Regions from separate parts of the Homo sapiens genome. Here region 1 is linked to region 2. Evidence: chromatin contacts called from ENCODE Hi-C data. All regions are on one chromosome and are shown on one strand. Each heading gives the region's core, a stretch centred on a gene start or an enhancer-like site at or near the end of the contact. The rest is flanking DNA. Distances are from core to core; before and after follow the strand shown.

Region 1 (3,049 bases), core at 406-2,905, 210 kb after region 2:
CATCATTTGACACTGAACCTTGCTCTCTGGACTGTGAGAAATGTGTTTTGTTTTGTTTTTTTTTGTCAGCTACCTGATATGGTATTCTGTTATGGCAGCTCAGACACAGTCCTGCGTCTTTAGAACTCAGGGTACACTGTGTGCTCCGTCAATGCTCATGACCATTTGGTACTCACGCTGGAGTGTGGGGGTTCGGAATGAACACTGAGACCAGCCATGCAGCATCTGTCCTCTCTTTCTGTGAAAAGTGCCATTCTGTATGTGACATGGACCCCTAGCTTTAGACCCTACAGATCACAGTGCAGTGTCTTTCACAGAGTGAGTGTGCTGGGTACTAGTGATACTAAGCTGGGTGATAAACCCTGCTAGAGAGGTGCGGCCTGCATGGAGTGGAGAGTGTGTGACAAGGTGAAGCAGCCCAGACAGAAGTGCCAGCACCACCATCCACTAATTGGGTGACCTCAGCCATGCACCCGAGCTCTGGGCCTCATCTTTCCCATCTATAACATGTGGGCATGTACCTTTGTTTTGGCAAATAAATGACAATATATGCTTTTAGAAACTGGTGGCTACTAATCTTATGTAAAGAATGTGTGTATTTATCTTGCCAAATAAATATATGGTTGCTCTTCAATTTCGGATCATGACAAGTCGATATCATAACGAATTTGTTGTATTTCTTGGTCAGGGAAGAAGGAGAGAGAAAAAAACCAGTGCCTAGTGATGACGCCAAGTCAAGGTAAAACCTGGCCAAGGGTGGACCTGGCTCCAGTGTCTCTTCCAGTTCTCCTTCACCCTGGGGATTACTCATTTATCTCTATGAATGCAGATTTATGGACCTATAAATGAATATATGTGTTAGGGCCACCATTGCTTGTTGTAACTCCACAAAGCATGTTGACCACAAAACCTATTGAGGGCCATAGGGGCCCAGCCTGCAACGCAGCCCATCTGCTCCCTGCATCCTCATCCACCGCCTTCCTTACCACCGCCCACCCACATGCCAGCACTGCCGCGCGGCCTCTGCTCCGGCCGTCCCTTGGCCTACACTGCCTTTTCCTAATCTTTCCCAAGTTGACTCCTAACACCTTTTAAGACTGCCTAGAATCACCGGGAAGGCTTCGCTGGCCCACCCCTGCCCGCCCAGCTTCCCCAGGCTGGGGGAAGTCCTTCTTCTGGGGGCTTCCGTGTGCACCTCTGTGCCTCCACGTCCCTCCTCACACGGTGACTTTCCGATGATGCGCCTGCCTCCCCTGTCCATGGATAATGAATTCACCCAGGACAGGGCTTTGTCTTTTTCATTCCTGAATCCGAAGCTTACCTGCTACTAGAGAATTTGTGAATTTCCGTTGAACACGTGGAAGACCTAGGAAGCTGTGGGGGAGAAAGAATGAATGACTTTCTTCAAGGCCTCCTGGCAAAGCAGCAGTGCAGCGGGAACCGGAGCCGGAGGACGCTGGCTCCTCACCTAGAGCCCTCCCTTGGGTCAGGGTGGCTCTTCTCTCCCATACCTAGCGTCCGGCGCTTGGCTTTGTTTCCCGGAGTGGGTGGCACTGTTTGGCCGCCACAGGCACAGCATCGCCCCTAGGCATCGCCCTCCGCACCCGGGGATGCGGCGTCCCCAGCCTTGCCTTTCTTGATGGCTAAAGCAACAGCGCCACCTTCCGGCCTCAAGGCCACCGGGCGTGGCCGGACTTGGGAGACCTTGGGCGCCCTCTTGTGGAATTTCAGAAGTTGGGCTGCGAAAATGACTCCGTTATCCCCAGCTGACCATGAGGCCCGCTGGGCACTTCCACCTCTGAGGTTTGAGTGGTTCAGTGGGCCTGTGCAGGGAAACCCAGCCTAGAAAGCAAGCCTTTATAGCTACCTTGGTGTAGAAGATCAGAGGCATATGAGGTGAGAAACAGGTGACATGTCACGCTCCCTGGAGACAAAATGTCCAGAAAGCTCCTCTAGGCAGCAAATAAAGAAGTTATGAAAAGGAACCGTGGAGAAAAAAGAGGTGAAGGGAAAAGAAAGGGAATGTTATTCTGACCCACATGCCTCACCGCCAGGGCTGAAGTCACTACTAACAAGGCCATTTAGGAAGAGCAGGCTGGAGTTGACAGCCTTTCCCCAGGAGTCCTCTGGTTTCCAGGTCCCCCGGTTTGAAGCACTCAGGAACACACTCAGCCCCTGAATCTTCACTCAGTTCCGTGGTGTTACTGGCAATCGTTGGATATCCCTGGCTGGGGCTCAGCCTCAGCTCCGGTGTCAGCTACATAAGAATCTCAGCATCTTGGGAACGTGAGCTCAACTTGAAATACACTTCCCTGAAAGGATTACTTTGTTTTGGGACAAGGCTCATATCAATCTGTCCTGCCAAGAGATTACTGCTGTTAAACTGTTGGTTTTCACTGCTGTCAAACATAATCTTACAAGGAGAGAGAGGGGCAATCACCCTCAACACCCAGCTGCAAGAGAAGACTTTTGACTGGGCAGGACTTTTCCTGGCACTCTCTGGAGAATAAAAAAGGAATATGTAGAATGGCTGTTGTGTGATTAATGCTTACACCCACAGTGCGGCTGAGCCATTCCCAGGGGTGCACTGAGTGGGATCCCTCTACATGCAACGACCCTGCTGGCATTTCACAGGTGCCTGTGGAGAAGGCCCATTGAAGACCTGGGGCTGAAAGTGCAGCTCAACTTTGCACATATGCTTGGATTTCCTCTCTATTCCAAGGCAGACAGTCCTCAGGGTTTGGCCTAACACACAAAGGATGGGAAGAATAAAGAAACGATGTTCCAACAGTATTTCTGCAGATCTAAGCTACTGAAGGGATGCTGGACCAACCACGATAGATGCTTCCTTTTCCGCAGTGCCTCGAAAAACACTTAGGAGTGTGAAGGAGTGAAATTTTATGCTATTGGCCTTGTTCTCATTTACTTTTGATTATTATAAAATTATTCTAACGCAAAACCCATAAAAAATTGGTAACTCAGAATCTCGCCAGATGAACTGTTACATCGGACTACGCTCTAGGAAGAAGTATTAAAAATCAAAGATATT
Region 2 (3,489 bases), core at 617-3,116:
CTCAGCCTCCTGCATAGCTGGGACTACAGGTGCCCGCCACCACGCCACCACACCTGATTAATTTTTAATAGAGACAAGGTTTCACCGTGTTAGCCAGGATGCTCTCGATCTCCTGACCTCGTGATCTGCCCGCCTTGGCCTCCCACAGTGCTGGGATTACAGGCATGAGCCACCGCCCCCGGCCTGCTCATCTAGTTTTTAAGAGAAGTTTGTATTCCCCTTATCCTTATGAATGTAACATAGGCCTTATTTCTTATGAATAAAACCCTTGTCTAATTAAGTTTTCTGTCTGGTAAAAACAATGCCAAAGGTATAAATGTCCCTTCCCTCCCAATAATAGACCTGTTGATTGAGTAGGTTTATTGTTGTTATTATTATGTGATGTTAATGCACCTAAGCAGTGTCTTAGATTGTCCAAAGAAAGCATCAACGTATCTCAGATTATCCATGTTTCGTACTTTTTTAAAAAAGAAAGTAAGACGTGGTTTGATATTTTTGCTGAAATCACCCAGCAACCATCTACAACAAGGGATGGTGAACTTTCTATAAAGGGAAAGACAGTAAATATTTTAGGCCTGGCTTTCATGTGGTTACTAACCGAACTACTACACTGCTGTCGTAGCATGAGGGCAGCTGTAGGCAGCAGTAAATGAATGAGCATGGCTGTGTTTCAATAAAACTTTATTCACAAACACTGGCAGTTGGATTGGCTTTGGCCCAGCAGTTTGTAGTTTGCCAACCCCCATCTAGATGTGGAGATTCTGAGCTATGGGCATACAGTCTTTGGGGTTGTAAGTCAGTCTTCCCAAGATGAGCTTTTATGTACACTGGGAAGCTGGTGTTGTAAGGGGCCTCAGATAAGCCTAGACTGGTATGAAATCTAGTCCCACCCTCTCATTTTACAGATGAAGCAATAGAAGCTCAGAGAAGTGAAGCAAATCACCCAGAATGAGGCAACAGAACTCATGCTCCTGACACTGAGCCAGGGCACAGCAGTTGCTACATACTTTCTTTGAGTACTTCCAGTATGTTTCCAAGAGCTTTAACAATAATAACACCTAACATACAGATGTTTGCCAGTTTATCATTTAGAATGGTGAGAAAATATATCTTGTTTTATATATGAACAAATTGAAGCTCATAGACTTTCAGTGACCTGCCAGTGGATTCAGCTAGTCATGGATCTAGACACAGACCCATGCCTTTGGACTCTAAGGCTGGCACTATTGTGCTGTAGAAACACGTTCTATAGATAATGCCTCAGCTGCAGAACAGAAGAAGTAGAGAGAAACTGGTAACTTGCCATTGACTCGGTAGCTTTGGTTCTGAATGTATTTCTGGGTAGAGCAATAGAGGGGATCCCTCTTGGTTCCGTCTTTGAAGATTTGATGCTGTGAATTTGGACCTGGCCTGGCAGCAGATCTTAAAGTGACCCCTGCTCTTGAAGTTAAGGATCTCTAGTACTTCCTGGTGCTGCCCCATTAAATGCAAGAATCTGGCATCTACGTAAAACTTTTTTTTTTTTTTTGCATACGTTTTCAGGGATTAGAGAATGCAAGGCACTTGCTGAATAGTGGTCATTAGGTATGGAATAATTCAGGTAGACAAGCTCAGCTTTAGAGATGCTCCCTGCAGCTTTTTTCCTCCCGGGGGAGAGAGGTGGAGAGTAACTGTGTCTTGGTGGTCAGGTACACCTAGCACAGTACAGGGTGCACAGACAGCAGGACACTGCCTGGTTTATATCAGTCCCACCCCTTCCACCCTCTCAGTGACACTCAGTGACACTCTGCCAGGGCAATGGTGCCTGGCGACCTCTTCCCACTCACATTCCTGAGCACTGCTGAACCCAGCCCAGCTAAGCAAAGCCTGCCAAGCAACTCGGCACACAGAGTGCAGTGAACTGCCTAGAAGAATGCAGGGACTGAGGCCAAGGTCTGCTTGGCTTTGTTATCATTTATTTTGGTGTATTTATTTAATTGTATTTGCAATTTCTTCTTCATTTTCCTTCTTTGCTCTTGGATGGCACGTGACAAGGACTTCCTGGCATCACATCTAATTATACTATTTTTAAATTTTCCCTTCACGCCCCATCACTGGCAAATGTTTTTCAAAAAACTTGATGAGATTAAAACTAAATTGACCAGATGGCTTCTTTGCACCTAATTAACACAGTCCACTGGTGCCAGATTTCCAGGGCACAGGGACCCATTATCCTCATGCTTACTTCCTTGAGCTGCACCACTCTGTTCTGCCTTGTATATTTATCAACTCTGGAAATGGATTTAAGGAAATGCACAGGTGTTACTGAGCTAAGAGGAGTCTTGGGGCTTTAGGGTTTGGCAGAGAAATGCAGCAAAATGTGCTGGGAAGAGTCCCTAAGTTGCATGAAGGATCATCTTTTCATCTTCCAATTCTGCTTCCTAAAGCCCAGCTAACAAGGAGAGTAAATGGTCTAGAACTAGAAAGCTAGACCTGGGTTTCATGTTCTGTCCCTGTTGTGTTCATTGTCCAAATTTGTTAGAGGGTATGAGAATTTTCTGGTTAACACTTAGATTCATGCATCCATCCCATATTTTCTAAGTTCCTCTAACATACCAGACACTGAAATAACAGCTGGGGATATCATTACAAATAAGACAGGCAGTCTTTGCCATATCAGAACACATAGTCTATTTGGGGGAAAATATTAAAAAAGGTAGTTCAGGTGTTGTTGCAACCACTTCTTTTCCTTCAAATGGTAGTATTCCATAAACTATAAGGCAATTAAGAGATTTGGAGTATGTCTCTGCAATATCTTCTCCGGGGCCTACAGGGTCATAAGCCTCTCTATTGTTGACAGCCGTGAATGGCCCAGCATCCAAACCTGCCTATGGAGCTGCAGCCCACTTCTCCACTGGATCCAAGAAAGGAATACAGAGGAGCACTCCTTTCCCCACGCAACACAATGGGTTGTGGTACATACGTGACGTTCCTTATGGAAGAGTTGTGGTGATCTCAGAAGGAAACATTCCAACTCAAAAGGACAAAGCCTGAAACTGTACTTAGAACTTCCTATTTTATTACACAAAGGAAAGAGACTTTATCTTGGGCCTTCACAAGGAAGACATCCTTCTCCGACCTGGCTGTCAGGTTCACTTTTATATTCATGTGTATTTCTTCTTTAAGCCTCTCAATCTGCCACCTCTCAAATGTTTTCTCTGGAAAAATACATTTCCTCCACTGGCTGAGGCTCTAGGTTCTTCCTTTCAATCTTCAGTCTCAATTAGCATTAACTAGATGAGCACAGATGTTCACTGACTCTAAGTTTCTCAGGCTACACAGCCCATGAGTGAGTGTGTAAGTAGATCCTGTACCTACCAGTGAAATTGTGACCTGCTGGTTCCCGACTTAAGTGGTATGTTAGCTAAAGATATCACTCTAAGATAAACATAAGCTTTTCTTAGTGTCCAGATAGTTAAATCCCATGATGGAAAAATAATATTTCTGTAT

Evidence for each region. A loop is a pair of places that touch in the nucleus more often than their neighbours do. Pooled maps may share reads with other maps.
Region 1: a loop to region 2 is called in a pooled map, with 2.2 times the contacts of the local background. The contact joins the promoter of LINC02551 here to the enhancer-like site in region 2. A Hi-C loop is called at or near these places in 2 of 168 maps with a recorded cell type or tissue (IMR-90 and dorsolateral prefrontal cortex) and 7 of 50 pooled maps.

What each region holds. Positions count from the first base shown.
Region 1 is chr11:130,860,455-130,863,503 of GRCh38, forward strand. LINC02551 (long intergenic non-protein coding RNA 2551) reads right to left here and starts at 1,656. Exons shown (of 6, transcript NR_125383.1): 1 at 1,512-1,656; 2 at 1,322-1,374. RefSeq lists enhancers at 1,017-1,517, 1,518-2,018.
Region 2 is chr11:130,652,210-130,655,698 of GRCh38, forward strand. No RefSeq gene overlaps it. Among named protein-coding and RNA genes, the nearest start is that of MIR8052, 13 kb to the right of the region's middle. Within about 2 kb of position 1,867, at least 16 of the 41 ENCODE cell types and tissues checked have a DNase peak (open chromatin) inside an H3K27ac peak, as active enhancers do.